Regions from separate parts of the Homo sapiens genome. Here region 1 is linked to region 2. A link is a loop called in an ENCODE intact Hi-C map of the cell type or tissue named here. Cell type or tissue: heart right ventricle. All regions are shown on one strand. Each heading gives the region's core, and the rest is flanking DNA. Links, peaks and the distances in the headings are about the cores only. Region 1 overlaps DHRS7B (dehydrogenase/reductase 7B). Region 2 overlaps DHRS7B (dehydrogenase/reductase 7B).

Region 1 (9,595 bases), core at 1,988-6,987, 50 kb after region 2:
TCAGGAGGATCACTTCAGCCTAGGAGTTTGAGACCAGTTTGGGCAATAGTGCAAGACCTAACCTCCACAAAAAATACGAAAATTAGCCAACCATGGTGGCACCACCTGTAGTCTAGCTACTCAGGAGGCTGAGGCAGGAGGATTGCTTGAGCCCAGGAGGTCGAGGCTGCAGTAAGCCATGATTGTGCCACTGCACTCCAGCCTGGGCAACAGAGCGAAACCCTGTCTTTAAAAAAAAAAAAAAAGTGGTTTCACATGGTCTGTGCTAGTGGCCGCTCCTGTGTGCCTGCCAGCTGGTCCTACTTTGCGGGCAAAATTGTCAAATTACTAGGGTAGAAGGAACATCAGTTGCCGTTAATCTAACACTGCCTCCTAATCTCTCCCAGCTGTTCCTTCTAACACCTAAAACAAACTAAGGACTTCTTCCTGTTTCTCATCCAATTAATACTTGACATCGAGAACAGGGACATCTGTCTGCTCCTGACTCAGTGAGCTTGTGCATATGGGGGTCAATAGTCCCCACCCACCTCTGTCTGGCCATCCTGAAGCCAAGCTACCCAAGATAAATGAGGTGGCACAACATCCCTTAGTCTTTGGTTGTTCTAATAGGCACACGTTTCCCAGGTCAGGAAGCTGCTTTTCAGGTGCGGTGTGAGGGGGTCACTCTGAAGCCCCCACCCCGGGCTGGCCCTGTGCCTTTGCTGTGGAGCACCAGGCAGACAGACTCACTTTGGTTCCAAGCCCTAACTGGGATCCTCAGTCTACCTTGTTTCCACATCCCACCCACCTCTCGCTTCCCCCACTGACCCACATCCAGCTGCAAAATGGTTCCCTCTTTCCTTGGAGCATGGAATCATCAGGGATGGTGGCACACCACTGGCTTCCTGGCCCTGGGAAGAGCTTCATGGTGGGAAAGGCAGCAGGCTGACCTGACGACTCACATCAGCTCCACTCCTCAAGAGGGACCTCTGCTTCCAAGTTCATGTGTTTCTTTTGTTTTATTTATTTTAGTTATGGACACCACCACAGCCCAGGGCCGAAGCCCTGTGGAGGTGGCCCAGGATGTTCTTGCTGCTGTGGGGAAGAAGAAGAAAGATGTGATCCTGGCTGACTTACTGCCTTCCTTGGCTGTTTATCTTCGAACTCTGGCTCCTGGGCTCTTCTTCAGCCTCATGGCCTCCAGGGCCAGAAAAGAGCGGAAATCCAAGAACTCCTAGTACTCTGACCAGCCAGGGCCAGGGCAGAGAAGCAGCACTCTTAGGCTTGCTTACTCTACAAGGGACAGTTGCATTTGTTGAGACTTTAATGGAGATTTGTCTCACAAGTGGGAAAGACTGAAGAAACACATCTCGTGCAGATCTGCTGGCAGAGGACAATCAAAAACGACAACAAGCTTCTTCCCAGGGTGAGGGGAAACACTTAAGGAATAAATATGGAGCTGGGGTTTAACACTAAAAACTAGAAATAAACATCTCAAACAGTAAGAGTTGTAGTCTTCCAGGACTAGAACCTTGTGTCCTTTGAATTCTCGCCCTGCCAGCTCCTAGAAATAGTTTCAATCTTGGAATCAGATGTTATGTCACCTGACCCAGTTGTTTCTGTATTTGACTTAAACCTCATTGTTGTGGCAGAAAGACCACCTCCAGTACTGAGGGGAGAAAGTTGTAGTTTCAAGAAGTCAGCAGTCACGCCCATTTCCAGGTCCCTATGATATCTCATCCAACTTAAAACGTGGGCCAGTATGTAATGGCTTATTTGGTGTATCCCAAGGGATGCCTGCTTTAGCACCTCATAGGAATTCCTGTTTCTCTCTTAACTCTCACCACATCCCTGTAGGATGCCAGGCACCACTCCAAGCAGAAGGTGAACTTACTAAAGAGAGAGCAGCCAAAAGGGAGAGGAGGACCCTGCGTGGCCCCGTGCATCCTCTAGAAGTGAAACCATTAAATTGGCCAGCTGGGCAGACTCTACAGCAGCCCCTGGTCTGGTGGAAGTGAGCCATTTGTTAGCTCTAACTAGTTGGATCATAGCCAGAAAGAATGCCTGTTTCTGCCTTTCTGATTTATTAAAAATACATTGTTGAGGCTCACTGAATAGGTCAAGTTCATTTCTAGTGTTTAGGAGGAAACTTTTCCTATTATTGAAACTGAAAATTGAAATGTAGGTCCACTGTAGACTTCCCCAAATTGGATTACAAATCTCCTAGCACATCATACCGACATCTTGCACCACATCCCAACTCTGGCGTCGTTGAGCCTATATTTTATGACCATTATATAACATGGTCAGCAACATGTTATTTTTTTAAATTTTATTTATTTATTTTTTTTGAGACGGAGTCTCGCTGTGTCACCCAGGCTGGAGTGCAGTGGCACAATCTCGGCTCACTGCAACCTCTGCCTCCCGGGTTCAAGCAATTCTCCTGCCTCGGCCTCCCGAGTAGGTGGGACTACAGGCACGCGCCACCACACCCAGCTATTTTTTGTATTTTTAGTAGAGATGGGGGTTTCACCGTGTTGGCCAGGCTGGTCTCAATCTCTTGACCTCGTGATCTGCCTGTCTCGGCCTCCCAAAGCGCTGGGATTACAGGTGTGAGCCACCGTGCCTGGCCTGAGCTTGTATTTTAAACAGCTGCCCTAGACAGATGATAAAAATGGCCACAGCCAGTCTTTGGTTAGGGTGTCAGAGGGTTTCAGGTTTCCTGGTTGGTAGGAGGACAAATGGGTGATTAGATCTGGTGACTTGTCCCAGCTCCTAACACTTCCTGGACGTTCCAGGAGCCTCTGGGTAAAATGTGGACACAGATGTGATGGGTCGTTCTTCATTTTCCAGGTAAATTGTCAACCTCCCTCCTGACATGGAAGAGAAGGGTCTCCTTAGTGTTCACACTGGAGACAGTAGACCCAGGCAAGAGCTGGAACTGAGACAGCAGCAGCACCTGTCTAAAGCTCAGCCCGAGTCTAAGGTTGAATGAAAGTGCCGAGCACACAGCAGGTTTCCAGGAAATGGCAGCAATGAAGGGCGCTCTCCCTTTAGATGGAAATGAGAGGACATTTCTCCTTGGATGCTGTTGGCTGCCACACTCAGAGACACCTGGTGTCCAGGTGCTGTCCTTTCCTCTCCATTATATAACATGGTTAGCAACTGGAGGTTGATGTGATAGGCTGCCCTCAAAGGAATGCAGGTTTACCAACTGTGTACTCCGTCATCAGAAGATGGGAACATCACATATGTTGCTGAGGTTTTTGGTTTTGGGGCCGTTGTGTTCTGACTCACAGCTGGGGTGCATGGAGCTTGGGCTAGCATTAAAGAGTGCTTAACCTACATACCACCTGTAAGCTGTAATTGGTTGGATGGCAGCCAGAACAAACACCTGCTTTCACGTTTTTTTTTCTTTTTTGTTTTTTTTTTTTGAGACGGCCTTGGCCTCCCAAAATGCTGGGATTACAGGTGTGAACCACCGTGCCCAGCCTCTCTTTCTTTTTCATTTTTTTTGAGACAGAGTCTCGCTCTCTTGCCCAGCTAGAGTGCAGTGGCATGATCTCTGCTCAATACAAGCTCCGCCTCCCGGGTTCATGCCATTCTCTCGCCTCAGCCTCCTACAGGCGCCCGCCACCACGCCCAGCTAATTTTTTGTATTTTTAGTAGAGATGCGGTTTCACCATGTTAGCCAGGATAGCCTTGATCTCCTGACCTCGTGATCCGCCTGCCTCAGCCTCCCAAAGTGCTGGGATTACAGGCGTGAGCCACCGCACCTGGCCTCTTTTTTGAGATGGGAGTTTCGCTCTTGTCACCCAGGCTGGAGTGCAATGGCGTGATCTCAGCTCACTGCAACTGCCACCTCCTGTGATTCACCTTCAAGTGATTCTCCTGCCTCAGTCTCCCGAGTAGCTGGTACAGGTGTGTGCCACCATGCCTGGCTACCACCTTTCTAATTTATTAAAAATACATGGTTGAGGCTTACTGAGTAGGTCAAGTTCATTTCTAAAGTTTATTTCCTCCCAATTAAAGTGGTTAGCAACTGGATATTGACGTGCTAGACCAGCCAGATGTCAATATTATTGGTTGTTTACTTACCCAACATTCTAAAAACCTCAAATCACTTTCTAAAACTTAACTTTATAAACTTTATAATTTTGCCATATAAATAGAAACTAACACAAACTGAAGAATTATTAAAATCTAGCTAAATAAAGCTGTTTGCCAAAGGCAGAGTCTGAGGCCCACTGTTCTTGAGGAGGAGGTTGGCAAGTCCCAGAGGGGACCTGTTAAAGTCACACCAACACCAGACAGACGCTCTTCTTGGCCTCAGAGGCTGAGGACTAAAAGGGCCTGCAGCTGTGCTCTTTCATGTCCGTGTTGCTCCTACAGTTGTCTTGGGTCGCTGGAGTTCAGTGTCCCTTCCTGGAGACAGCAATGGTTTGGATAATGTGAGACTTAGCCTTTAGAATTGTCCCAACGTAGCAGCTGAAGTGACTTCCTGTGGGTGAGCCCCACGTGCATTGCTCCAAAGCAAGAAGCCCAGCCACAGCCCGGTTCAGCTGATGGCCTTTGAGCAACCTTCATTGCTCTTGGATTTTCAAACCAGTGTTTGAATATGGACGTTTGCCAGCAGGGTTAGCGATGCTGCCATTCCACTTTCTCTTTTCTGTCTTTAGAGGGTTTTTGCCCCTTTCTCTTTCATCCTTAAATTCTGCTGGGGAGGTCTAAAAAGCACGATTTTTATTTGGTTCTGCCTTCAGGTATCTGATGAAGTTCAAAGACACTTTCCACTTTGCTCTTTAAGCCCCTTGGTGTTTCACATCATGCCAAAACCAGAGACGGAAAAATAAAACCAATTAGCTTTTCCAAACAGCAGCATCTCCATGCAGTGTAGAGGGGCCACAGCCGATTAGTGAATCGAAGAAAATAGTGTACAGCCCTGGGCACCCTGCCCACCTCCCAGCAAGTCTCCCTTCCTTCCCTCAGGGCCCAGCAGCTGCTGCACCAGATGTGAAAACTCTGGAGGCAGCTGACAGACTGGAACGGGGAGATCCAGTTTGATCAGTTGTCCTTTTACATAACAGCTCTTCGCTCTTCTCTGAAATTGGGTGGGGATGGGTAGCTAAAACTAATTTACTAGATTAATGACACAATCTATTCCCTAAAGTGGTCCATGTAGGACTCATTTAAGTGGATTTTGCACAGGAGGGCCCTGGTAACTTGGTCTTTGCTTTTTCTTGGCAGTTACCGAATGCTGTTTAAAAAAAAGAAAAAAAAATTGGCCAGGCGCGGCAGCTCACGCCTGTAATCCCAGCACTTTGGGAGGCCGAGGCAGGTGGCTGAGGCCGGGAGTTCAATACCAGCCTAGCCAGCATGGCAAAACCCCATCTCTACGTGGTGACGGGCACCTGTAATCTCAGCTACTCGGGAGGCTGAGGCAGGAGAATTGCTTGAACCTGGGAGGCGGAAGCTGCAGTGAGCCGAGATCGCGCCATTGCACTGCAGCCTGGGCAACAGAGAGACTCCATCTCAAAAAAAAAAATTATTTTTTGGAGACAGGGTCACACTCTGTTGCCCAGGCTGAAGTGCAGTGGTAAGATCACAGCTCACTGCATTCTCAACCTCTCAGGCTTGAATGATCCTCCCTCCTCAGACTCCTGAGTAGCTGAGACCACATTTGCGTACCACCACATCTGGCTAATTTTTGTCTTTTTTTGTAGAGACAGGTCTTGTTATGTTGCCCAGACTGGTCTTCAACTCTTGGACTCAAGTGTTTAATGGTCCTCCTGCCTCAGCCTCCCAACGTGCTGGGATTACAGGCATGAGCTACTGCACTCAGCCTTCAAATGCTATTTCTTGAGAAGTACTGTCGCATATCACAGATGACCATAAGCAACTTGTCAGCAGCTCTGCCATGACTGATCATCTAGCAAGGACAATGGCAGGAACAGAGAAGTCAGCACTGACAGTGGGAAGGGAGGCACATTTCTTGCTGCCAGCCTCAGGCACACGAAACCCCTGCCTGCAGTCCACACCAGCACCTCATCCCCATCTCCCTGGCCAGGGGCCATGTAACTAAGATGGCATTTCAGAATCTAGGTTAATACATCCAATAAGAATCACTTGGTTCAGTGCAGCTTGGGAAATGGTAGAAGAGCTACCCATTTGCAGCTGGATTCTACCTCGGGGGAGGGCTCCTGCTCAGCTGACTTGAGGTTGCCTCGACTTGTCTGGCTTGTCCAGCTTGTGCCTTCTAGTCAATTCCCCCATGAAATCTAACTTGTTGGCAGAGCACTTCCAGGCCAGGTATGGGGCTCCCTTTCCAAACCTGGGCATTATTAAGAAAAAAAAAAACCAAAAACCTGCCCAGCAGGCTCAGATGCCAGCACTCAGACACCTGAGGGGTCATGGGCAGCTGCATTTCAACTCACACTGCTGTCGAGATGAGGCATGTTTTTACGGGATCAGTTGTGTGGCTAAGGCAGTTCCCTCTTTACCATTATTCCAGGTGCCCAGAGACTGCCACGTAAACAGTGGTGCACACCCAACACCGTCATGCCCCCAGCACTCAACTGAGTGATAAGTTATTTCTAAATCTCTTGGAATTAAATCAAAGTTTCTTAAACTTTTTGTGGGCCGTGGGTCCCTTTTAAAATCCTTAAGAGGTGTGAATCTCCCCTACAAAAAATGGCCCAATCACCCCTCGTGAATCCTTCCCATGCACCCTTTCATTACTCTGTGACATCAGGTCTTCCTGATGGGGACTTTAAAACTAGGTGAGAAACCACTTTGGCTGTCTCTTAAATATTGGCCTGGCCAGGCACGGCAGCTCACGCCTGTAATCCCAACACTTTGGGAGGCCGAACCGGGCAGATCACTTGAGGCCAGGAGTTAGAGACCAGCCTGGCCAGCAAGGCGAAATCCCATCTATACTAAAAATACAAAAAGTATCCAGGTATGGTAGCACACAGCTATAGTCCCAGCTACTCGGGGCTGAGGCAGGAGAATCACTTGTACTCGGGAGGTGGAGGTTGCAGTGAGCTGAGATCACATCACTGCACTCCGTCCTGGGTGACAGCAAGACTCTGTCTCAAAAACAAAACAAAACAAAACAAAAGACTGGCCTTCAGAAGGAGGTGCCATGTGGCTCTTCAGGGATGAATGGGGCTTTAGGAAGGCAGAAGTGAAGACAGGCACCCCAGCCTTTTTGTGGAAGAGAGAATTTCCCATTTACCCAAAGCCTTAGAGCAAGCTTGTCCAATCACCAATCAGCAGCCCATGGGCCTCATGCAGCCCACGATGGCTTTGAATGTGGCCCAACACAAATTTGTAAACTTTCTTGAAACATTATTTTTTTGTGATTTTTTTTTTTTTTTAGCTCATCAGCTGTCGTTAGTGTATTTTATGTGTGGTCCAAGACAATTCTTTTTCCAATGTGGCACAGGGAAGTCAAGATTGGCCACCCCTGCCTTAGAGGAAATGTGGCAGGTGACACAGTCTACCTTCTGGTGTGAGGGAGAAGCACCGGCTTGGCTCCTGTGGAACAGCGAGCACTGAGGCCAGGGGGTGCTTCCAAGATTGCTCCGAGGGCTCTTCTGTCAGCCTAGGGCAATGGGTTAATAAACTCATGGTCCACAGTAGGAAGAGTTTTGGTGCTTCAAAGAAAACACAGGTGTTCAGATCTCTGAAGAGCGATCCTGGAGCCCAGAGTTCCCCACGTGAACTCAAGTGGACACCCAAAGGCCTCCAAGCCTCGTCACCTTATCCTACCATGTTCCTGAACAGCATGGTGGCAGTGATGGCCTTCGGAATGATGAGGCCAAGGTGAGCCAGGAGACTGCTCCTGGGCGGGGTTTGGCCCCAGGACTACCTTGGATCTAGGCTTGTCGTCGCTGTAAGTGGTAACACTGGGCCGCAGCTAGGAGCAGGGCAGGGTGGCTACCATGGCACCTGCTCCTTCCATGTGCAAGCCGCCACCCAGAGCAGATGTGCAGCAGCAGCTGCGGGCAGTCATGGAAAGAGAGAACAGCGGGAGTTGAAATTCTCATAATTTTAATGATCAATAGCTTCTGGTGGGCTCTGGATGGTACAGTTAAACAATAGACTTAAAGACCTCCCCCAAAGCACGTCCACACCCCCTCGGCAGCGTCTGCCTCCATCAGCATTCCACTGCCCAGTCGGACTTCCACAGCCTCAGACCCCCCTCTTGGGTTATGGAAATCCACATCTTAGTGTAATGAGCTGAAAAACCCTGGGTACACCCGTGATCTGTTATTTTTTAAAAATAACAAATACTAAGCCAAACACCTGCCCAGGCTCTGCTGCCTCACAGAGTGTGGCGATCTGAATACTCTGTTGTCTCTTGTGGGCCGGGTGGTTTTGCTTCGCTCCCTGTTCTACTGAAATCATACGGCATAGAGTTCGTAAATCTTCTTTACACAGTACACCAGGGCGGCCAGTGCTATCGTGTTGTGCAGTCTCTTTCTGTGCAGGTCGTCCTTCCGGACCAGCACCACCGGGGTGGAGGAGGTGAGTGTGTGCAGAGGCAGGCGCGACAGTTTATAGGCGTCGTACTCCACTTGGTACTTGCAGCAAGGGTCAAACTGCCAGGAGATCCCATAGAGGGTGCAGCAGGCCAGGCTCAGCACACCAGCGGGCAGGGAAATGTAGTGGGAATAATCTAAGGGCAGCGCCAACGGGGTGAAGAGGCAGGCGGTGCCCGCCAGCACGGCCGTCTTGTGCAGGCAGTTGCCCACGGTGATCCAGCGGGCTGTCTCGTCGCCAATGCGAGTGGGCTCAATCACAATGTACTTGTACTGGGCTTCCAGGGCCTGCTCCAGCTCGTACTCAAACTGGTCTTGGGCATTCTCCCCATTGTAGATCTCATGCACAATGTAGCAGTCTGTGGCCGACAAGCTCACCCTTTTGATGGAGGGGGCAGGAAAGGGAGAGAGAGAGAGAGACAGGATGATTAGGCTGAGGAGCACTTAACTGTGTTTCAGCGCTGGGGGAGGTCTGAGCCTGCACTGCGGAGAGCACATCTCACTTGGGTCCTCATCTCCTTTAAATCCCAACACAAGATAATCAGTAAAAAGGATTTTTCCTGAAAATAGTGAAATAAAGCTGGGTGTGGTGGCTCACACCTGTAATCCTAGCACTTTGGGAGGCCGGGGGGGCGGATCATGAGGTCAGGAGTTAGAGACCAGCCTGGCCAACATGGTGAAACCCTGTCTCTACTAAAGATACAAAAAAAAATTAGCCAGGTGTGGTGGCGCATGCCTATAATCCCTGTAATCTACTCGGGAGGCTGAGGCAGGAGAATCACTTGAACCTGGGAGGCGGAGCTTGCAGTGAGCCGAGATCGTGCCATTGCACTCCAGCCTGGGTGACAGGGCGAGACTCAGTCTCAGAAAAAAAAAAAAAAAAAAGATATAAAAAGGCAGGAAAAGCAGTGCCTCGACGTTTAACATGACAAACACAGGCCTGGTGGTTAGCCTAAGGCTGTGGACCAACTGATCTGAGTCAGCAAAGGAGCCTAAAGGGGAAAGAACGATTCGGCACAGAATCACAGGAGCACACACGGCAGCAGAGGGCCAACAGCCTGAAAGCCATT
Region 2 (9,595 bases), core at 2,355-7,354:
AAATAAATAAATAAAAGAAATTGCTTGATTAATAAATGCAAGCAAAAATGAATGCTGGCAATTGTTAAGACATTTCTAATGTTTCCCAATAATTTTAAAACTTGCTTTTTATTAAAGAGTCTACTTAAGTTACATGAACTTGAAAAAGCATTTGAGTAGTCTTTTTTAGTATCTGATTTAAGTGCTTTTTTAAAGCCAATTACCTAGAGCTCTTTTATATGTATTTTTAGTAGTGAAACATTGTGTACACAACACATACACAGACATATAGGCATGCCAATAGAAGTACATTTTGTAGATTCATAGAAACCTTTTTTTTCCTATCAGACTTTCAGATTCTTTTTTTTTTTTTTTTTTTTGAGACAGAGTCTCACTCTGTCGCCCAGGCTGGAGTGCGGTGGCGTGATCTCTGCTCACTGCAAGCTCCGCCCCCTGGGTTCACGCCATTCTCTTGCCTCAGCCTCCCCCTAGCTGGGACTACAGGCGCCCACCACTACACCCAGCTAATTTTTTGTATATTTAGTAAGATGGGGTTTCACCATGTTAGCCAGGATGGTCTCGATCTCCTGACTTCGTGATCCACCCGCCTTGGCCTCCCAAAGTGCTGGAATTACAGCTGCACCCGGCCTCAGATTCTTGATAACTTGTTTTACAACCCTGGGCAGCTGTCAGCTACGTAGCCTTAAATTTGCATGTTAAAGGAACCAACTCAGGTGAAAGTCAAATAGCAAAGTTTACATTATAAGGTGCGGAGAGAAAAAGTTTGGGTTATAGAAATTTTAAAGGCCTTTTAAATACACACACACACACACACACACACACACACACACACACACACACACACACACACACACACCCTGACACCCTATAGCTTTTACTTCAGAACTTTTTGCCACTAGATAAATAGAAATTTACTGGCTTGCAAAAATATCTTGTTGGATCTAAACAGTGGTTTTTATCTTAATAGAAAAATAACAGCAGATTGAGAGCAGGCAGAAAAGAAAAAATAGAGAAAAAGAGTACTTAGGAACTCTGTAGTTTGCAGGTCAACCTTAGGCCTCCTTTTCCTTAATGTGAATGTGCACAGAGACCATATTATTTCCATTTTACATAAACTTTGGCAAGTAGAGGTGCCATAAAACCTATGGAATGCTCAAAAGGGGTCATTCTCCTTTTCTCCTCATTCTTCGATTATTTGCTTCCTGCCCTTTTTCTTTTTTTTCTTAAAAGGGGGAACTGAGCTTGTAGCCTAGGGTTTTTGTGTGGTGGATCAATATGTGCTCCTTGTGGGCAGGACTACACAGTATGTCAGCACTGAGTCGCTTCCACCCTTTTACATGTCTCAGTTTCTCTCTCCAGAGGTCTGTGACCTCAGAGAGGGCTCAGAACACTGGGTGATCAGTCCTTATATGCGATTCCTGGACGAGCCATTTTAAAAATTAATTTCTGTTGGGGATTTCCCTGCAAGCCTGCTGCATGTCATTGTCGGGGGCGGAACTTAACCCCCAGACACCCCCAGGAGGCCACCGGTCACCCAGGGGTGCCTTCTGGCTGGGAGGAGCAAAACACCCTTTTTCTTCTCAACTGACAAAACTCAGTCTCTCATTAACATATGAAAACAGCAGTTCAATTTCTCACACAAATGCACACAGAAAAACTGAATTAACATTAAATTTGAGAGAAAAAGCAATAGGGAAGAGCCTTTAGAATGCATCTCTGAACTAGAATTAGGTTCCTTAACAACTTCAGACAGGAACAAATAGCAAAAACAAACACACACACAAAACAGCAATAGGATCACTGAGCGCTCCAATGGTAAGGAGGAATTACGACCAGTTAGTTGTTAATATTAACTTTAACCAAGACAAACCCCAGTTCAGTTACTTACCTAGGGATGAGTCTCAGGCTGAAGACTGGTTTCTACCAGCAAGAAAGCAAAAAAAAAAAAAAAAAAAAACAACCTCATCTCAAACTCCACAAAGGAGTTACTACTGCCTTCCATCATTATGGAAGCAGGAAAATCACTTGCCTTGTGCTGGAAGCAGGTAAAACTCCAAAAAAAAAAAGAGGAGTTATACAGCAAAATAAACTTTAGATCTCGATCAAATTTTGGGAGATCAGGGATTCTCTGGAAGGAGTGCTCTCAGATCCCAGCAAATCGTCCTATTGGTTTGTGCCATAAAGGTAGCTGATGCTGGTACCAAGCACCAATAGGAAATTTGTCAAAGGTCAAGGGCATCTCCACTCAGAATACCCCCATGGTTACCAAAATGTGAACCCAGAAAATCTGAGACAGGTCTCAGTTAATTTAGAAAGTTTATTTTGCCAAGGTTGAGGTGTAGCAGGACAAGCTGCGGACAAAACCCCTCAGACACCAAGATAGTGAAGGGAGTGGCTTTCATCAGCTGGGAGCATCGGCAGGCTAGTGTCTTAAAATCCGAGCTCTTCAGGTGCTCAACTTCTGTCCCTTTTAAGGACTCACAACTCTAAGGGGGTCCACGTGAGAGGGTCATGATCGATTGAGCAAGCCAGAGGGTACGTGACAGGGGCTGCAAGCACCGGTGGTCAGAGTGAAACAGAACAGAACGGGAGGTTTCACAGTGTCTTTCCATACCGTGTCTGGAATCTATAGATAACATCAGTTGCTAGGTCAGGGGTCGAATTTTAACTACCAGGCTTAGGTCAGGCAGGCCCAGGCCTGGTTTCCGGTCTGGTTCCTAGGCACCGGGCTACCTGTCTTTAGTTTCGCTTCTCTTTCCTTTTCTGAGTATAAAACAATATAAAACAATATGAGAGGGTCTCTCTCTTCCTTCAGAGGATGTGCCCATGACACAGCCTCAGAAAGTCCTGAAGACATGTGCCCAAGGTGGTTGGGGAACAGCTTAGTTTTATATATTTTAGGAAGACATGAGACATCAATCAGTATATGTAAGAAGTACATTAGTTCCATCCAGAAATGCAGGGACAACTCAAAGCAAGCAAGCTCTCCCACCCCCTCACCCCCCTCCCCCGCCCCGCCGTTACCCTGGGGGCTTCCAGGTCACAGGTAGGTGAGAGACAATTGATAACATTCTTTTGAGTTTCTGAAGTCTTTCCAAAGGAGGCAATCAGAATATGCATCTATCTCTGTGAGCAAAGGGATGGCTATGAATAGAATAGGTAGATTTGTCTTGAGCAGTTCCTAGCTTGAAGGAGCCCAAGATATTTTCCTTTCACAGTAATAGGCTAAAAATTACTTGGGGTTTTGTTTGTATGTTTGTTTTGAGGTGGCGTCTTGCTATGTTGCCCAGACTGGAGTGCCGTGGCACAATCTTGGCTCATCACAACCTCCACCTCCTGGGTTCAAGTGATTCTCTTGCCTCAGCCTCCTGAGCAGCTAGGATTACAGGCACCTGCCACCACGCCCAGCTAATTTTTGTATTTTTAGTAGAGACAGGGTTTCACCATGTTGGCCAGGCTAGTCTCGAACTCGACCTCAGGTGATCCGCCCACCTCGGCTTCCCAAAGTGCTGGGATTACAGGTGTGAGCCACCGCACCCAGCCTAATTTTTGTATTTTTAGTAGAGATGGGGTTTCACCCTGTTGGCCAAGCTGGTCTTGAACTCCTGATCTCAAGTGATCTGCAGCCTTGGCCTCCCAAAATGCTGGGATTACAGGCGTGAGCCACTGTGTCTATCCAAAATTACTTGCTTTTAAAGTATGATTTGGACATCTGTGTAATATTGTTTCACTCAAAGCTGTCATGTGAGAAATAGCCACAGGATGGGCAAAATGTTAATTATATTAGAAATAAAAATGTACTTCAGATTTGTGAAGTTGGCATATATAGTGTTTTCTACAACATTTTCAAAGGAATGAAGGATTGTGACATTACAGCATTTTGTAATATATAAAAAGCACCTGAAAGGAGCATAGTTCCTCTCTCCCTATCAATTGTCAAGTATTTACAGAGGGTCAGTTTTTTTCCTCTCATTTTAACCCACGAGATTTACAAATTATGATAGTAAAATAGTGGTTCTCATATACCTGTGTGTGCCCCTTCTGAGGATCCAATCTGGCAGCTTGCACAAAAGAGTTGTAGTTATTGCTGACTGCTGACTCTTCGGGGTAGCAATTGGGGTGCTGAAATCCCAGTTACTGAAAACGAGAAGATTACAGCGAGGGAGCCTAACATGTTAAAAGTGTTTGCTCTTTTTCACATCTGCTTTTCATTTGCTTATCATTTCAGATGTTTATTCAGCATCAAGCTTGTGCATGGCACAGGAAACAGAGAGATGAATCAAGTGGCCTTTCTTAGGCCACCAGAGAGAGACCACCTGTGGACAGGTCAAGTGCAACCAAGGGTTCTAAGAGCTATGGCAGGAGGCTCCAGACAATTCTGGGCTTTCTCATGATCTAATTTCTTACTATCAGGTTGAGAAACACTCACCTGATGTAGACATGCAGCAGTAGAGGATGCTTGTAGCAGCTGAGGACAGGTCTGAGGACAGATCATTCCAGCAGACTCCATTCAACATGTAATGCTTTATAGTGAATGAGGAACTGTTACCTCTTTACGTCTTATCTTATAAGTGCCTAGAGATGCAGGTAGAATGAGAATCTACTCATTCTGGAGGTGAGAAAACTGGGGCCCAAAGGGGATAAGTTCCCAAATCAAACAGAGGAAGTAAATGGTGGCAACATTTTTACTCCAAATAAGTTGCTCCAACATGCAGTAACTATAAAACTAACAAGCATTTCATTTGTCATGCTGGACTACCTTAGTTTAAGGAATCTAGATTTATGAAAACCCAGGTTTACTGATTCACCCAAGTTTAAATGGTGAATATTTGCATTGCAGAAGGATTTTCCAGGCTGGGCATGGTGACTCACGCCTGTAATCCCAGCACTCTGAGAGGCCAAGGTGGGTGGATCACCTAAGGTCAGGAGTTCAAGACCAGCCTGGCCAACATGGTGAAACGCTGTCTCTACTAAAAATACAAAAATTAGCCAGGCATAGTGGTGCGTGCCTGTAATCCCAGCTACGTGGGAAGCTGAGGCAGAGGAACCGCTTGAACCCAGGAGGCAGATGTTGCAGTGATCCCAGATCACGCCACTGCCCTCCAGCCTGGGTGACAGAGTGAGACTCTATCTCAAAAAATAATAATAATAATAATATTTTCCAATAAAAGTAGGTATTGTAACTTGGAGTGTACAGATGGGCTTCAAGAGTTTTGTAGGTCTCCTGAAATCATTTCCACAATTTTGTATATACTTACCTTTTAGCAGACATAGTAATAATCAGATTTCCAAAGGAATCTATACAGAGAATTGGTAGAGACCCCCACCACTCTAGTGGATTAAAAAAAATCAACCTGTAGGCCATGCACGGTGGCTCATGCTTGTAATCCCAGCACTTTGGGAGGCCAAGGTGGGCGGATCACGAGGTCAGGAGATTGAGACCATCCTGGCTAACATGGTGAAACCCAATCTCTACTAAAAATACAAAAAATTAGCCAGGCATGGTGGCGGGTGCCTGTAGTCCCAGCTACTCAGGTGGCTGAGGCAGGAGAATGGCATGAACCCCGGAGGTGGAGCTTGGAGTAAGCCGGGATCGCGCCACTGCATTCCAGCCTGGGCGACAGAGCGAGACGCCGTCTAAAAAAAAAAAAGAAAATCAACCTGTAAATTTTTAAATTATAGTACTTAATGGAGTGCTTCTCAGTAACTCTTCAGAAAACGTGTTTAAAAAGAAAACATTTAAATGCAGGTTTATGGGAAAATGTTACATTTCTTAGTATGTTCCATGTGGTAGAATATTGTACTGTGTAGAAGCATCTCAATTAATGAAAAGGGGAATTTTAAAAGGTCACTTCATTTTCCATTGCTGGATAAGGAGAGATAAAGAAATTTAAACTACAGATGGTTCCCAACTTATGATGGTTCTACTCAACCATTTTTCAACTTTATGATGGTGCAAAAGTCATATGCATGTAGAAACTATACTCAAGTACCTATACACCCATTCTATTTTTCACTTTCAGTACAGTATTAATAAATCACATGAAATAATCAACACTTTATTATAAAATAGGTTTATCTGAGATGATTTTGCTTAACTGTAGGCTAATGTAAGCATTCTGAGCATGTTTAAGTTAGGTTAGGCTAAGGTATGATGTTTAGTAGGTTAGGTGTATTAAATGTATTTTTATTTATGGTATTTTCAACTTATGATGGGTTTATTGAGACAATCCCATGTAAATTGAGGAGCATCTGTAGTTGATTTGGTTGCCCATTAATGTTGGGCACAAGGAAGAATAATAATTTATCCATTTTCTTCGTTCGTTCTCTTTACTGTTTCTTATATTACCTAACACCCCCTCAGATAGATAACCCAGCAGTTGTGGTAATAATATCATTTAACTAGACCAAATAAAAGGCCTCCTAACCTACATATAAGCCTGGGCACTGTAGCATAGTACATGTTTGTAATCCCAGCACTTTGGGAGGCTGAGGCAGGCAGATTGCCTGAACTCAGGAGCTCAAGACCAGCCTGGGCAACATGGCAAAACCAGATCTCTACAGAAAATTATCTGGGCACACTGGTGTGCACCTGTAGTCCCAGCTACTTGGGAGGTTGTGGTGAGAGGATCATTTGAGCCCCGGAGGTCAAGGCTGCAGTGAGCTGAGATCACACTACTGCACTCCAGCCTGGGTGACGGAGTGAGACCTTGTCTCAGAAAACAAAAACAAAACAGAAAACAAAAAACATGCATATACCTATTTAATCCTTTCTGCAGTCTTATAAGGTAGATATTAGATACATTTTGCAGATGAGGAAACTGGCAGAAACATTAAGTAACTTGTTCAAAGGCACTCACTTAGTATGATGTTGGTATTTGATCCAAGGTCTGCCTGGTTCCAACAATAGTTTGCTATATCAAGCATTTGAAATGGTCATTCACACCTCAAATTTATTTATATCTCAGTAGAAAAATGGCAGCTAGCAACTTGATCTTAAGCAAAAAGCAAGTCAGACTTGAATTTAAAGAGAAATTATTTTATGGAAAAAACAATGAATTGCAAGAAACAAAATGTGGTTTCTTACTGAATAAGAAGGAAGATGTGGTTGGACAACTATAGCAACTGACCCCAGGCCAAGGGTACTGGTTAGTGAGGAAACGTTAATTCTTACAACAAGAGGAAAGTTTTGCAATGATCTACTGTCTTTTTCTCATAAACTTGGAATTAAGGATATTTCCTTTTTCCCCAAACATTTTTTATTTAACTTGGCAAATATAATGTCTTAAAAGGCATCTCTTCTTGAAAGTTTCTAATTGCCGTGCACTACTATGAAGACATTTGGATAGGATTATTTCAGAGACATAATTTCTGTGTGATTAGGGTTTTTTGTCTATTTTATCAAGATTTTAATTTCTAGCAGTGGGATAATTATATTAATAAGTTCTTGGGAAATTTGTGGCGCTTAGAGTCTGTTGAGGTGCTGAACAGAGCTGGGGGTCTTGCTGTAGCCAGTGATCTCAGGACATTTTAAACGCTGCCACTGTTGTAGGCCAAAACCAGTGTGCCTTATATCAGTGAAGACTCTGAAGCCTTGGGCTATGGCAGAACTTGGGGCCCTGAAGTACACATGGAAGTCAGCCCACTGAACATGGGCTGACAAAAAGAGTGGAGAAATAAGAATATATATTTGGACTACTTCTGGTTCCAAAGTAGCAACATAGAAGCAAGCTGACTTCACTCACCTCCACAGACAACCAAAAACAAATGTATAGTGCTGAGATTATCACGAGAATTGTCCCAGAACTCAAACATGAAGATGAGACAGTTCTCGAGGCCATGGAGAAATGAAAAAGCTCCGAGCAGATGGTAAGAGAATTGGACTTCCATATCCCTTCTGCCTGGCACCAAGTGTGAGGAAAATTTCCCTGCAAGTCACCATTTTTGCACTGGAAAAAGTAAGACTGAGATGAACAACCAACATCCCTATCATCTTGGATTCCCTAGCAGGAGACTTGTCCCTGCCTTAACCCACAGGAAGCATCTCAAGTGCCTGAAGGGAGAAATCCCTGAGGACAGGCAGAGACAAAGGTGGGAGGCAGGTCTGCCATCCCCAGCCCTGGAAACTCTGCTCTGTAATTCAGCCAAAGGAGATGGCAAATCATAATGGCTGCTCAGCAACACAACACTGTAGGAGGTTTCACCTACAGGTCCCTTGGGCACAGTGTGGGAGGATCAAGAATTCAAAATAGGCCAGCACCATGGCTCAAGCCTGTAATCCCAGGACTCAGGGAGGCTAAGACAGGAGGACTGCATGAGCCCAGGAGTTTGAGACCAGCCTAGGTAACATGGTGAGATAGTGTCTCTATTTTAAAAAATAAAATAATTTTTGAAATTTATTTTATACTTTTTGTAGAGACAAGTTCTCACCATGTTGCTCAGACTGGTGTCAAACTCCTGGGCTCAAGCAATCCTCCCACCTAAGCCTCCCAAAACACTGGGATTACAGGGAGAAGCCACCATGCCCAGCCCTAAAAAATAATTTTTAAAAAAAGAATTCAAAATAGTAGTTTCAAGGAAACTCAATGATCTCCAAGATAACACACACAAAAAAAATTCAGAAATTTATCAGAGAAACTTAAGATATTGAAATAAGAAACAGAAGTCTCAGAACTGAGAAATACATTTGCTAAACTGAAAAATTCATTAGTGGCTTTCAGCAGCAGAATGGATCAAGCAGAGGAAAGAATCAGTGAGCTGAAAGATGATTTGAAAATACACGGCCAGGCACAGTGGCTCATGCCTGTGTTCCCAGCACTTTGGGAGGCTGAGGATGGATCACTTTAAGTCAGGAGTTCGAGACCAGCCTGGCCAATGTGGTGAAACCCCATTTCTACCAAAAAGTATAAAAAATTAGCCGAGTGTGGTGGTGTGCACCTGGAATCCCAGCTACTTGGGAGGCTGAGGCAGGAGAATCGCTTGAACCTAGGAGGCGGAGGTTGCAGTGAGCCAAGATCGTGCCACTGCACTCCAGCCTAGGCGACAGAGCGAGATTGTAAAAAACAAACAAACAAAACCAGAAAATACACAGAGGTAAAAAAAAAATGATGAAAAGCCATGAAGATTGCCCATAAGATGTAGAAAACTACCTGAAAAGGCCCAAACTAAGAATTACTGGTGTTCAAGAGAGAGTTGAGCAAGAGCAAAGGGTAGAAAGCTTAGTCTAAGAAATAACAACAGAAAACTTTACACAACTTAAGAAAGATATAAATATTTGGGAACAGGAAAATCAGAGAACATCAGATTTGACCCAAATAAGACCCCAAGGCATATAATAATCAGACTCTTAAAGGTCAACAAAGAGAGAATCCTAAGAGCAGCAAGAAAAAAGAAGCAAATAATATAAAGGAGCTCCAATTTGTCTGGCAACAGACTTCTCAATGAAGAAGCCTCATGGGAACCATGATGCAAAAAAAGCATGCAGGAAACCATACAGGCCAGGGAGGTATGGAACGATATTTTCAAAGTGCTGAAAGAAAAAAAAAACCTGCCATTCAAAAATACTGTGTCCAGCAAAATTGTCCTTCAAATATGA

Evidence for each region. A loop is a pair of places that touch in the nucleus more often than their neighbours do. Peaks named below come from ENCODE experiments on the same cell type or tissue, not always from the same donor. Only the 100,000 strongest peaks of a DNase experiment are listed, where the experiment ranks them.
Region 1: it touches region 2 in a loop (2.1-fold over the local background); 3 of 110 quality-filtered maps call a loop at or near these places.

The regions. Positions count from the first base shown.
Region 1 is chr17:21,189,937-21,199,531 of GRCh38, forward strand. It overlaps DHRS7B (dehydrogenase/reductase 7B), which reads left to right. Exons shown (of 7, transcript NM_015510.5): 7 at 1,012-1,484. The coding sequence ends at 1,217. TMEM11 (transmembrane protein 11) reads right to left here. Exons shown (of 2, transcript NM_003876.3): 2 at 8,018-8,904. The coding sequence ends at 8,388. Among named protein-coding and RNA genes, the nearest start is that of TMEM11, 19 kb to the right of the region's middle. RefSeq lists an enhancer at 8,966-9,595. In heart right ventricle, for the core only: no CTCF peak of the experiment used is centred there; DNase peaks (open chromatin) are centred at 4,477 and 4,955; H3K27ac peaks cover 2,376 bases.
Region 2 is chr17:21,139,684-21,149,278 of GRCh38, forward strand. The region is part of intron 1 of DHRS7B (dehydrogenase/reductase 7B); the gene reads left to right. Among named protein-coding and RNA genes, the nearest start is that of DHRS7B, 18 kb to the left of the region's middle. In heart right ventricle, for the core only: no CTCF peak of the experiment used is centred there; no DNase peak of the experiment used is centred there.